2 separate regions of the Homo sapiens genome follow, and region 2 is linked to region 1. Evidence: chromatin contacts called from ENCODE Hi-C data. All regions are on one chromosome and are shown on one strand. Each heading gives the region's core, a stretch centred on a gene start or an enhancer-like site at or near the end of the contact. The rest is flanking DNA. Distances are from core to core; before and after follow the strand shown.

Region 1 (6,761 bases), core at 2,970-5,469:
TTTATAAATATTTTATCATTGTCCCTCATTTATCTTTCAATGTGTCATGGTGACTTTTGCTGTTCAAATATTTTAAACTTTAACATAATGAAACATACTCATCTTTTATTTTATGGTTTCTAGGATTCCGGTCTTGCTCTGTCACCCAGGCTGGAGTGCAGTGGTGCAACAGCTCACTGCAACCTCCAACTCTTGGGCTCAAGGGATCCTCCCACCTCAGCCTCCTGAGTAGCTGGGACTACAGGTGCACACCACCACACCCAGCTAAATTTTTTAAAAAATTGTTTTTCGTAGAGCCAGCAGTCTCACTATGTTGCCCAGGCTGGTCTCAAACTCCTGGCTTGAAGTGCTCTTCCCGCCTTGGCTTTCTCAAAGTGCGAGGATTACAGGCAAGAGCTACTGCACCTGGCCCTGCCTTGTTTGAGAAGTCTCTTCTACCCTAAAGTCACAGTTACCGTTCTAAACTTCTCCCCAATATACTTTTGTTTTATTTTTTAAAATTTCAATCTTTAATGTTTCTAGAATTTATTTTGGTATATGATAAAAGGTACAGGCCTAACTTTATATCTTCCATATAGCTGGCCAGTTATTTCCAGTTCTTGTTAATTTATGAATGAACCCATCCTTTTCCTGAAAAGGAAATATCACCTTTATAATATATTAATATTCTCTATATAGTTTCATTTTTCTGGATTCTCTTTTTCTTTTTTGTGCTAATACTATATTTTTTGTCTGATTTTTTTTTTTGGCTACTCTTTGTAGCAGCTTTGTGGTAAGTTTTTACTCTCTAGTAAGACAAATTGTCTACTCCTGACCTCTGTTTTCTTTTTCTAATATGTCTTAACAATTCTTACATATTAATTTTCCTATATGAACATTGAAATCACTTATGTTCTCAAATTATATTTTAAAGTAGCAGGTTCTATATCTTTCTTTAAAGAAAATTTCTTTAAAACTGTATTTAAAATTTAAAAATTATTTTAAATTAAATTGAATTCTAATTTGATTTTGTGAATTTTCTTTAAAATTTATTTCTACGCATTTTATCATTTCTGTTACTCATGTTGGTTGTGGTAAAAACCTTTTAGAGTAGATTATAGGAATTCTTCTGCCAAAGCAGTTTATGTTGTTTCTTCCATGTAAAATTGATGACCCTTGGTCCCAGGAGTGTTTTTGTTTTGTTTTCTGCTGTATGTGGATTGAATAGGAAGAGGAAAGCAGGAAAGAGAGGTTACATTAGCTATGACTAAAATTTTCTAAGAATTCAGTTCTCAGCTAGTTCACATTACTGAGGGATTATCAGAGACTGAATAAAATTCTTAATTTTATTCTTCATTTTTTGCAGCATGTATTAAGTGGAATACTTATATCAATTTCACTCAATTTAAAATGTTTATAAGCTCTCAGAATGCCTGGTCTGATGGCCAGGTTTGTTAGATTTAAGTACGTCCTGCAATGAATATTTTCTTTCAAAAGTCCTTAAATTGTGGCCGGGCGCGGTGGCTCACGCCTGTAATCCCAGCACTTTGGGAGGCTGAGGCAGGAGAATGGCATAAACTCAGGAGGCGGAGCTTGCAGTGAGCAGAGATCACGCCACTGCATTCCAGCCTGGGCGACAGAGAGAGACTCCGTCTCAAAGAAGTCCTTAAGTTGTATGTACTCAGGCTCTTTGATTTAGTCAGTGGGTATTTATTGAAGATCTTTTTTGTTCACAAAATGCTGTAACATTACTTGAATATTGTTTGTATTCAAAATCACCTATACTCACTCTGGGTGAAAAAAAAAGAACAACATTTTAATTAGTACAGATAACCAGATAGTCCATTCAGTGAACACCAACCCTAGACAATTAATACAATTAAGCCTGGCTAATCTTATGGAAAAAAATGTGAATGACTTTACAGGGCTCTCCACCACTGATGAGAACTGAATCTCATTATTCCAAGTGATGGCCAGGCTGCGGGGTGATAATGACTTTGACAACATTTTAGCGGAAGAAATTGAAGAATTAATTAAGGGTTGTAGAGAAGAACTGACCAAGGAGAACTCAGGGGACAAACTGAAAAAAAAAAAAAAAAACACAAAACCTTGCTCATAGAGTTGTATAAAGAAAATCATATATATATATATAATCTTTTGGGTGGCTTTTCCAGGGCATTTTTAACTTTTGTATACAGGTCAACTTGAGAATTTAATTCCTGTGAAGGATAAGAATGGTGGGAAGGTGCCAAGAATTATGAAAGACATAGGAAAATATATAACATAGTTTCTGCCTTCAAGAAACTTCAAGGAGCAATATATTTAACGGGGTCATATTAGATATGTAAACATAAAATAATACACTATATCATGAATGACAAAATGTGTGGTCAAATCATTATATGTAATTGTAGAAAGAACTGTTGAATGAATGAATGGACATAGACTATCCAAACATTAGAAATTTATACGCTCATTAAACCTGATTTTGTATCTAGAATGTATTCAATTTCTAGCAATCTTCCTTAAAGAACAAAATTGCAAAATTAAAAAAAAAGTTTATTATCTTAAAAATTCAACTGGTGATAAAGTGAAAGGTAAAAGTTCTCCATCTCTTCCTACTCTTATTTACCAGCCCGCTCCCAGAGATGTTTACAGCTTAGGTATCCATCCCAAAACTTTGTATACCATATACACACACATACTTTCAAACAAGGATACTACAGTCCTTCTTAAACTTTTTCAGTATTTCATTTCAGTACCCGCTGATCTACTTCATTACTTTTAGTGCCCGCAGCGTCAGTATATCAGATGCTAAAGTATCATAACTTACATGTATTTAACCCCTTCCTTATTTGTAGACACAGATTATTTTCTATCTTCCACTGTTAAAAACAGTACATCAGTTAATAGCTTTACACACCCCCTGTGTCAGATTACCTGTAGCATAGGTTCTCAGAAATCTAGTAAACCTTTCAAACTGTATTTTTTTTTTTTTTTTTTTTTTTTTTTTGAGACAGAGCCTCGCTCTGTCGCCCAGGCTGGAGTGCAGTGGCGCAATTTCTGCTCACTGCAAGCTCCGTCTCCCGGGTTCACACCATTCTCCTGCCTCAGCCTCCCGAGTAGCTGGGACTACAGGCGCCTGCCATCACGCCCAGCTAATTTTTTGTACATTTAGTAGAGACGGGGTTTCACCATGTTAGCCAGGATGGTCTCGATCTCCTGACCTCGTGATCCACCCGCCTCGGCCTACCAAAGTGCTGGGATTACAGGCGTGAGCCACCGCGCCCGGCCCTCAAACTGTATTTTTGACAAAGGCTAAAGGTATGCTGTCATGGTTTGGTTTGTACTGATCCGTTTAGGTAATTCAATGTTATTAGATGTGAGGATGATCTGGTGGCAACATCAATCACAGCCATAAAGGTCAGAGTTATTTAGCGCCCCTCACCCCCTAGCATTTCCAGTCCTTCCTTTAGTTTCTGGAAGCTCCCAGATGTCTCTTCAGAAGCTTAAGACGTTTTGGATCAAAGACATACTGTGGTCCTCGATAAAGGAAAAGATACTGTTGTTTCAATAATCTCACGGGACAATACTTAATAATCTCGTAAAGTGAGCCCTTATCTGAGGGGGGAAATAAAATTTATTGCCTTCTAACACCATCAAATAGTTTATTTGAGACCAGGAATTGGTCCGACCACTTATTTTCAACTTTTGGCTGAATACGGGTGAACTTGGCTTTTTGTTTTCCCTAAACCCAGGACAGAAATAAATTAAAAGCCCTGACTGTGCCGGGATAGGACTGAGAGGCCCAGGAAAGGCTGCACTAAGTACTTGGAGGGTTTGTTTTTTTCCTTCTTGCTGCTGCTGCTGTTTCCTCGAGGATGAAGGGAAAGATAAAACCCTCCTGCCTCCGTTCGTGCTTTCATTCGCCCCATTCCTCGAAGGTGACGAAACTTCAGCACATCTCTGTCCATTTTGGAAAAAAGAGGATCCCCTCAAGAGCAAATAGGCGGAAACAATGACCCCGCGCCCGGAGTTTTTCTGAGCTCCTAAATAGGGAGAGAGACCCGACAAAACAAACAAGCGAAGGCGACACAGCCAGGTTAGCACCGAGCAGCAGCGCAGGAGCGCCAGAAGGGCGGGAGCACACGGGCCCTTCCCCACAGCCAGCGCCTCCGCGGGTCCCACCCCTCGAGGGCGGGGCCGACCGCTCTTTCCGGGTTTGCGAGCGGAAGTGGACGAATTTGAATCCTGTGGGCCGTTGAATGTGGCTGCTCGCGGTCGGCGTGCCCCGACGTACAGCGGGCCGGGAAAAGTGGCACTGAGGCTCTGGAACTTCTGCCCAGCTCTCCTTGGTGAGTAAATGGGGAACGGGAAGACGCAGAACGTTCCAGAGAGAGAAGCAGGACCGTGGGGTGGGAGAGGGTGTCAGGAGGCCGGACGTCGCAGCCGGGGCCTCGCAGTGCTTTTGGGGACGTCTGGTGCTGGGGCCCGGCCTGGAGACTAAGGGAATTCGGGGCACTGGGGGCGTTTGCTGGACCAGCGCTCTCGACGGTTGCGCACGCCAGCCAGCTCTCAGTGTTGAGGATTCGGAGGCCCTGCCGGTCCCCCGCGAGTAAACCTTGTTTATACGCATCCTCCGTGGCTTTTTTTAAACCCGTAGTTTATTATTTCCACCAATTCGGCTCGAATGCTGAAATTTTAACAGTAGTTAAATCTCACTGTGAAGGCGTTGCCACGTTTAAACAAATCTCTTTTAATGAAAGATGGAAGGTTGGGGCGGGTTTAGAATGAAAAGATGCTCTACGTGGCTCCGCGTTCCTCCTGAGAGAGATACCCGGGCAACCTTGATTAACTCTGGACTGCAGGGAAGTGACAGTCTTTGAAATGCCTGAGTGGGATTTAAACTGAAATTCGAGTGTCCTTTGTATTTAAAACCCGGATATTTTTCTTTCACGGTTGACATTTTTCATGTACCGCAAAAATCCGAGACTCCTATTTAAACCGGCTGTGGTAACAGCGGTGGTGATTAACTAGGGTCTTAGTTTGCAAACAATAGGGATAAGGTTTAGTTCCACCGCCCTGCCTTTTCGCCTCCCTCATTCATTGGCCAACTGGGTTATTATGGAGTCTTTTTGGAAGTAATCCACTAATGCTTTGAGCATCTGTTTCTTTGGGTTTTATTGTTTTGGGCTTTTTTTTTTTTAATTTTTAATGATGAACTATCTGAAATATGGAACTCTGTCTAACCCAGTAGTAAAGTCATGCCTTCTGGAATGGTTTAAAAGTGTGCCATAAATGTAAACTATAAATGGGAACTTTAAATGTGTACAAGTTTTACATCTTTATTAAAAATCGTCAGTTTTGTGTAGCTTAATACGAAAAGATATTTTAAGTTCCTTTTAAGGTTTTAACACCAGGATATTGTACCATTTAAATGTATAAATATATTTTTAAAAGTAGGACTTCATAATAATCAGAATAAAAACATTCCTTCATCCAGTGCTGGCTATTCCAGCACCCCCATTCTTCCTGCTATTGAACTTTTAAGTGTTAGCCAGGAAGAATAGACTTAAATACTCGGTGTTTAGGATAGTTAAAATATGAGCATTTTTCATATAGTGTCTTTGTAACAGAGACATTGGCTATACTTCTCTAAGCCTTTCTGCTCATTTCATATGTGCTGTCAACAAATGGTAATTTTTAAAAATTGATCGCTATATCCTAATCTCTTTATTTTTTTCTACCTGAATTATTTTCATTGGATTTTTGCTCTTTCTTAAATCAGTGAGTTTCAGAATTTATTGTGTATACACTACCTTGAAGGATTTGTTCAACAATGCTGATTCCTGCACTTCAGATCTCAGATTCTGAATCAGTAGGTCTGGAGGATGGCATTGAACAGTCTGCATATTTAACTGAAAGGTTAGAAAATACTGTGAGTTTTCAAAACACTGATTTGATCTTTCCTAGAAAGGCATTATAATGTGTTGATTAAAGACATGGAACTGGGGCCAGATTGCCTTGGTTTGAAGCCCATCTCCACCACTTGATAGCTAGGTGACCCTGGGCAAGCTGTTTAACCTCTCTGCTTCATTTCCCTCTACCGTATGATGAGGTTACCTACTTTGTAGGATTATTGTGAGGATTGAATGAGTTAATATATACAAAGACCTTAAAATAGTGTGTGCCACATAGCAAATGATACATAAGTCTCCAATTACATTGAGTTACTAAACTGTAAAAACCGCATCACATACATTCTCTCATTAATCTTTACAATATCGCTGAGGTAGTTACTATCTTCAAATAAGAAAACAGGCTAAGAGGGGCTCGGTAATTTGTTCTCACACAACTAGTAACACGTTGGAACTGAAGTCGGAAATTAGATTTAACTCAAAAGTTTATGCTTTTTTAAAAAAGTAATATTTCTTGCCTCTCTTCAGTCTCCCTCCAGATGTTGCTCCATAAGTATCTCTGATGGCTTCTCATTGTCTACCATATATAATTCAAATTTCTTAGCTTTGCTTTTTATTTACAGAGCCCTTCAGAGTCTGGTACCAACTTCTCTTCCCAAGGACCATCTTCATAATATTACACCAGTCTCTTCCAACCTGCTGATGTTCTATCAATACTACTAGAATTCTCCAAATCTATCTCTTATTACATTTTATGCATATTTAGCCATTGGCCTTTTTATTTCCCCTTAAGATTTTACTCAAATGGGTTTAAAGACTTCTCCAGGCTGTGCTTTTTGCTTATAAATATATAGTGCGAGACTG
Region 2 (6,761 bases), core at 2,699-5,198, 630 kb before region 1:
CCTCTGGAATTTTTTTCCTTGCTTTAAAACAATTCCTCCTCAGTCTACATATTCAAGGTTTCTTTGACAGTAGAAAGTAACAGTGTTTCAAAGTGAAGTCAATGATTGTTATTATTTTTTACCCTCCTGAAAACAATAACCATGTACACTAACAGAATACATATCTTTATATACAACCAGGCTTCAACGTCACACACTTGCAAACTAAATAAACAAACATAATGTAAATAAAACCCTGGATCAATACTTTCTAAAAAGAAAGAATAACATATTATATAGCCATACATTGTTACATACAAAAAAGCAAGACTAGATTTTTCACCTAAACTAGAAGATGAAAGAAATAATTCTTTACTTATATAAGTCAGTATATACTTAGGGTACGTTATCTTAAAATAAGTATTTTTTGTTGAATTACCATCACAATGTTTCAAGTACAATCGTGTCTGCTACATAATTAGAGAACAACTATACTCTAAATTCTAAATAATAACAATAATAATTTACAGGTGAGTTTCTCAGGGAAACTTATGCAGCCTTGTACACCTCAGTTGCTCATCCCAAAGGAAATGTCCTGTGATGTTACTGAAACTGTCAGCTAATATTTCCAATGCTCGTATGATCTATGTTAGTACTTAGGGAGCTCCTGAACAAAGTGAATGAAAAACTTCTTAACACATTTAAAACAACAGATGTGGAAGACTCAGAAAGATCAGGAGAACCTTCTGCTGTAAGTTCCACACGACTTCAGCCCACATAGTAAATTGTAAATGATTTCAAACCCTCTGCTCTCTCCTGAAACATCCAATCCCCAAACTCCTGTCATCCTTCCTCATAGCTGACGTCCTCATAAGGTACTTCCAAAAAAAAACTGAAATAAAAGACAAAAGAACTCCCTCCCACTTCCTTAACTCCACACTGACACTCTGCCATTCCTACTGTCACAACACACAGAGATCCTGTATCCTGTGATGGACCTTCAGCTCTCTTAATTTTGTTTCTGCTGGGATAATAATATATTCTGAAAGAGATGACAAATGACAGAGAAATTGAAAAAGTCCTCTGTCCAGAAACACTATCCAGTATATATTTATTTACAGTATTCTGTATATAAATAACCCTCAAGTTCACATCTATAAATCTAACCCCAACTTTTTTATAACCTAAAAAAAAAGTGAGATCTTTACCTTAACTATTCCAAACAGTCAAACTTTTCAAACTTCTTTGAGAGAGAGAAGAAACTACTAGAATAAATACAAAAGGAAAGGATTCCCCTTATAAATCAGTCACCAATCAGGGCTGATGATTTTCCCTTTCCAGTATTTCTCCCAGTCTCTCCCCCAAGTCTTGACTCATGTTCCAACTAGCTCATGACTGAACTTCGGTGCTCTTTCTGCCATAACATTTTTGGCATTCTAAAACCTCCATACAGCAAATCCATCTTTCAGATGTCCTTGGTATGATGTCGCTATGAAAAGATTACTGAGGCTTCTAGCAATTTGAGTTTAATTCAAGGCCTTTTCATAACTGTACTTCCCTTAAATACCCAGGCCACCACCTGCAGGCCTGCTGCATTCCATAGGTGCTTGCTGTCCCTCTCCCTCTGCTCTCGTCTCACTCTCTCCATGTAACACGCCCCTTGGTAGCTTCTGAGACACCTGGAATTCACCCTCCATTTAAAATCCCACTACCAAACCTCTTGAACTAGGCATCAGTCTCCCCATTCTGAACTCCAGGAGGAAGTGGGGGGCGGGGTGGAGGGAGAATTCAAGCTGGTCAAAACAAAGTCTATCAATATTACTTTGACCCAATTTGAATATTCTCTGACACTACTTCACTTGCTTTAGAATTTAGAAAAGTTAAAATTGTACAGAATTACCTTTGCTTTTTGAGAAATTTTGTTTTACATTGTATACGTGCTTATGAAGCATTGCTGTTTCATTAACTGGTCTGCATCCAAATGGAGAGGATTGTATACAAGGCTTTCACAGTGCCTAGGAGTGCTCCTGCTGACCCACAATAGACATTCCACAATACTGATGTGGAAAAGGAGCATGATATGACTTACATCAGCATTAGACAAAACGTGTCATTTTCTTGGAAGTTGCAAACAGTTGACATTACCCGTAATATAAAAGTAAATTTCCATAAATAAATTCCTGGCACTCATTGTTACCTTAGTCTAGAACTTTCACAACTTTCTAGATCAGTGATTTTTTTCCACCTGGAGCTTTTAACATTCCTGTGCTCAGTGCTGCAATTCACAACCCTTAAGATTTAGCAAACTCTGTTACAAATAATTTAAAGAAAGCAATTCATGATTATTCAAGTGATAATTAGAAAGCAAAAGGAGTGCTAGCCAGTCCTCCAGGGCTGAAAAATTCAGCACCTTTAGAGACCTCTGTCTCCACTCCTGAAACGCTGGCTGTTTACACTAAGAAGACTGGCGCCATGGCCCCCTCTGCCTCACGTCTGTATCACCCCCTTCCATGCAACATCCATCTGGATGGCTCCAGAGGCAACCTGAAAATCCAAATTGCTACTGTAAACAGTGGTGGGTGGGCTGAGTCTCCTCTGGGGGTGGCCTGGCCCCGGATAATGACCCTTCTAACCTGCCTTCAGTGGCCGCTGTCCAGAGCCCCACAGCCTCAAACTTAAGGACACAGCCAGCCTCGGGGTGTTCCTGGACATCACCCCCACCACTTCAACGTCCTACTATCAGCATCCCGGGAATGAAAAATAGGAAGGTCGCAACTTTCAGGTTTTGTCGTTGGAAAATGTGTTTCCATGCTCATACAGAAGTGGAACTAAAAGATGACAAGGCCTTGGGTACCTGCACTCCTGGTCAGTTGTTTTGACAACTGGCCGAGTCAATCACACTCTCTTAAAAGCTTATCTGACAGGTGAGAAATTCCTTGTCTCCAGGTCATTCCGGGGGCACTCTGGTGCAGGAAGGAGGATTCCTGCACCAGGAATGCGCTGGTCCAGGGTCCGTAGGGGAGAGAGGGGAAGAAAACTGGGAAGTCTCAAGGACAAGGAGGGGCGCGGCGAGGAAAGGGCAAGATACCTGGAAATGTCATGAGAAGGATGGAAATGGGTGAGGAGGCGGCGGACTGGAGAGAAATCGGTGAATAGAGGAAGATGGGGCGAGAGGAGGATGAGCAACAGCGAGCGCAGCGCCTCGGGTTGCAGGCGTCCAGCCGCGGCGGGGCCAGCCGCTTCCAGAGCGCCGGCGAGGCTGGCGGCCAGCCGAGCCCCGGGAGCCGGAAAGTTGGCGCGGAGAGGGCCAGCCGGGCAGCGCCCCCTGCGCCGCGGGGAGGCGCCGGGCTGGCAGCGGTGCGGCGACTTACCTTCTGGTCGACAATGGAGCAAGCCATCTCGCGGACGTGCGCCAGGCTGTAGTCCCCGGACGAGTCCTGCAGCAGCAGCACCGGCTCACGGCTCAGGCCGATCTGCAGATGGAACGAGATGCCCCCGACCGGGGCCGCGACAGGAGCCAAGAACGGCGCGGGCCCGGGCCCGGACCCTGGGACCAGTGCGGCGGCCGCTGCGGCAGCTGCCGCCGCCACGGGCAGCAGCGGACTGGGCGGCCGCAGGACCGGAGGGGCGCTCATCGCTCGGCGGGGCGCAGGGCCGGGCAGCGGAGGGCGGGGGCTGGCGGCGCGGCAGCAGGAAAGTTTTGCAGCCGCTGAGCCAGGAGCTTCTTTCTCCGAGAGCCCAGACGGAAAATAAAAACTTTCCGGAAAAGTCCCTGGGCTGGGGGAGGGCAAGGGGATGAGGATCGGGAGGGGAGGGGACTAAGGGGAGGAGATGGGGAGGAGGGAAAATGGCCGAGGCGGGAGGACTCTGAGGCCCGGAACGCGGCAGCCGGCTCGGGGCCGCCGGCACTGGGGAGGCGCCGCCGCCGCCAAGAATCTGCCGCCTGGCGCGCTCGGAAGGACGGGGCGACGGGTCGGCGCGGCCCGAGCGCCGGGCGGGGGCCGGGGCGGGAAGGGGGCGTGAGGGGCGGGGAAGGGGAGCTGGGGGCGGGCACTGGGGAGCCACCACCCGGCGGGCGCGGGAGTCGCAGGAGCAGCGGCCGCAGTGGCCGCAGGGTGCCCGGTCGCCGCCCCCTCCGCCCGCAGTTCCCGGGGCCTGAGCCTCCGCGAGCCGGGATAGGACCGAGTGGCGGGGCTCGGAGCCGCCTCGGCAGGCGCGGCCCTTCCCTCCCTGCAGGGATTCCCGTCCTCTCGGGTCCCGCTGCCCCGCCCCGACTGCGGACGGAGTGGATGGGGTGCACCGCCTCAGACCCGCTTCCTGGGGTCGCGAACTTCCCGGGCCCCAAGGTCCCTGCCACCTCTTCCAAATGCTGGAGGACTACGCACTTCTACAAGTGAGGTGACTTTTGAGGAATTCAAGAATGCTGATCACAGCGGTTCCCCTTGGGTCTTACCTTCGGAGGGTCAAGGGAGGATGGGTCATCTGGAACCCACTTACATCCAGGCCCCTCTGGGAGCCCTGGGGTTTGTGGCCAAAGAGGGTAGGAAGCCACTCCACAGAAAGGGGTTTAAACTTGTCTCTACCCTTTTTGTCGCTCTGACGCGCCCTTACAGCCAAACCTACGTACTCCACCCCAGCTCCTAAGGCACCGGATATACACAGTGATCTAAGGAGAGGGTCGCTTTGGAAAGAAAAGGCATTGACTGCCCAAGGGCAGGAGGGAGGTCTGATGCGGTCTCCTTTCCTTTACCTTATTCTTTGCGCCTGAAGTTTCTACTTTGGAGCTTCAGAAACTATTTTCCTTCTCCTCTATCAATCTAAAGTCTGTTATATAGGAGCAGTGCCCCCAAGTCCACCTCAGCACCGCCACCGTCATCACAAGCACAGCCATCAGGATTGGGCACAACCTGCCCTAATTTGGATCGCCGTTTATTTTTACTGTTGTTTTGGCAGGGTGGGGATTGCTTTACATTCGCTGGAGATGAATTATAATTCTCCCCTCCAACCAGGGTGGGCTTCATGGGTGTGCGACTATGCAGTTGTATAGGCCACAGCTCATAAGACCCGTGTTTGGTTTAATATTCTGGGACAATAGTCTACTGTCGCTGTTTTGTTCTTCTTCATAATTTTTAATCAAGGAGTCTCACATTTGTATTTTGCAATGGGCCACGCAGATAATGTAGTCAGCTTTGCCTCTCTCTTCGCCACTTCCCTAGACTTTCCCCTTCCTCTGCGTAAGTACACACAAACATACCTAAACAAACATTTTGTATTTTGTATAGCTTATTTTGTTCTGTTTTATTTATTTATTTATTTATTTATTTATTTATTTATTTATTGTCTTAACTTCTGGTTGTGGCCCAAGATATTGCAAGGTAGCTTCCTTTAGAACCGTGTTCCCAGGGTCAGTAATGGAGCCCCAAACACTGCAAGGCTGCACAACTGCATTGAAGAGACTTGAATTTATTCTCTGAATGTGATGGTTTGATAAGGTCTACCTGTGTTTACATTTTCCCTGCATAGTTACTTATGAGGTGGTCCTCTTCATCCCTGATACAGGTAGGTAATTTTCCTAATGTTCTAGACTCAGCTAATCTAGGAAAATGGTGGAATTTTTCTTGATGAAATGCCTTTCTGAATTCTGAAGGAGGTTTTTTTCTTTTAAATGTCCGAAACTATACTTCATTTTCTTTGAAATCAGAATAAAGTTAATATTCCACAGTTTTCTATTATCAAAAAAAAGCTTGCTGGTCAGTTTACAAGAGACTTACAAAAAGCTAGTTTCACTTGAGATTCAAGAGCGCTGAAGACATTCATGTTTTATAGATATCACAACTGCATGTTGAGGACTTCTCTGTTCCAGGCACTGTACTGGCACCAGTTGCACAGCTGTGAAGACAGGTGGTCCTTGCCCTAAAAAGATCACAGTGAAAAGGGGAGGGGGGATGGAGTAAAACCACAAATGATATTATTTCTAATATTCATAATTGCAATGAATTTTTTAAACCCAATGGCGAAGACAGTGACTTGTGGGAGGAGGGATGAAGAAATGGGCACTGCTCTGGACTGGGAATGAGAGAAGACTTCACTGAGAAGTTTACATTTGAGCCAAAATCTGGATGATAGAAAGGGTAGACTTCAGAAGAACTAGGGGAATAACATTGTAGGCATAGGTAACAGAGAGTGCAAAGACTCTAACACAGAAATATATTTAACATTTTCAAGGCATAGGAAAAGAGGGGCAAGTGCGTGAGATGAGGTCAGAGAGCTAATAGAAACCAGGTTACCAGGAGTCTTGAAAGCCATGGTAAAGTGTTTTTATTTCAATTCTCAGTGCACTACCAACCCATTGGAAGGTTTTAAAGCAGGGAATAATAAGATTAATTAGCATGTTTTAAAAGATTACTCTGGATTTTGTGTGGAATATAAGAGAAAAGAGTAAAAGTGGAGACACTGGGTAGGAGACTATTGCTGTTTTTGAGTCTAGAAACACGGGTTAGACTCCTATGGTTGTAGAAGAGATGCTAAGAAATGGGAAACTGCAGGCTCTATGTTGGCGGAAGTTCTTGCTGAATGAGTCAGAGATTTACAAGGAGTGAGAGAACAAGGGTGTCACAAAAGACTCCCAAGTTTCTGAGCAATTGGACTGATGGTGGTGCCAATAATTGACACAGAAGATAGAGAGTGAGCAAGTTCAGGGAGAAATAAGATTTCTACTTTGACCATGTTGAGTTTGATATGCTGCTAGATATTCAACTTAGAAATAGCATCTAGAGCTGGAT

Evidence for each region. Hi-C counts contacts between places; a loop is a spot of excess contacts on that map. Pooled maps may share reads with other maps.
Region 2: a loop to region 1 is called in a map of endothelial cell of umbilical vein, with 8 times the contacts of the local background. The contact joins the promoter of PRKD1 here to the promoter of G2E3 in region 1. A Hi-C loop is called at or near these places in 1 of 168 maps with a recorded cell type or tissue (endothelial cell of umbilical vein) and 9 of 50 pooled maps.

What each region holds. Positions count from the first base shown.
Region 1 is chr14:30,554,939-30,561,699 of GRCh38, forward strand. It overlaps G2E3 (G2/M-phase specific E3 ubiquitin protein ligase), which reads left to right and starts at 4,220. Exons shown (of 15, transcript NM_017769.5): 1 at 4,220-4,334. It overlaps G2E3-AS1 (G2E3 antisense RNA 1), which reads right to left. Exons shown (of 4, transcript NR_151720.1): 3 at 5,799-5,897. RefSeq lists an enhancer at 3,886-4,075.
Region 2 is chr14:29,923,899-29,930,659 of GRCh38, forward strand. It overlaps PRKD1 (protein kinase D1), which reads right to left and starts at 3,949. Exons shown (of 18, transcript NM_002742.3): 1 at 3,351-3,949. The coding sequence starts at 3,614. It overlaps LOC105370429 (a long non-coding RNA gene), which reads left to right and starts at 4,229. Exons shown (of 3, transcript XR_943703.2): 1 at 4,229-5,213.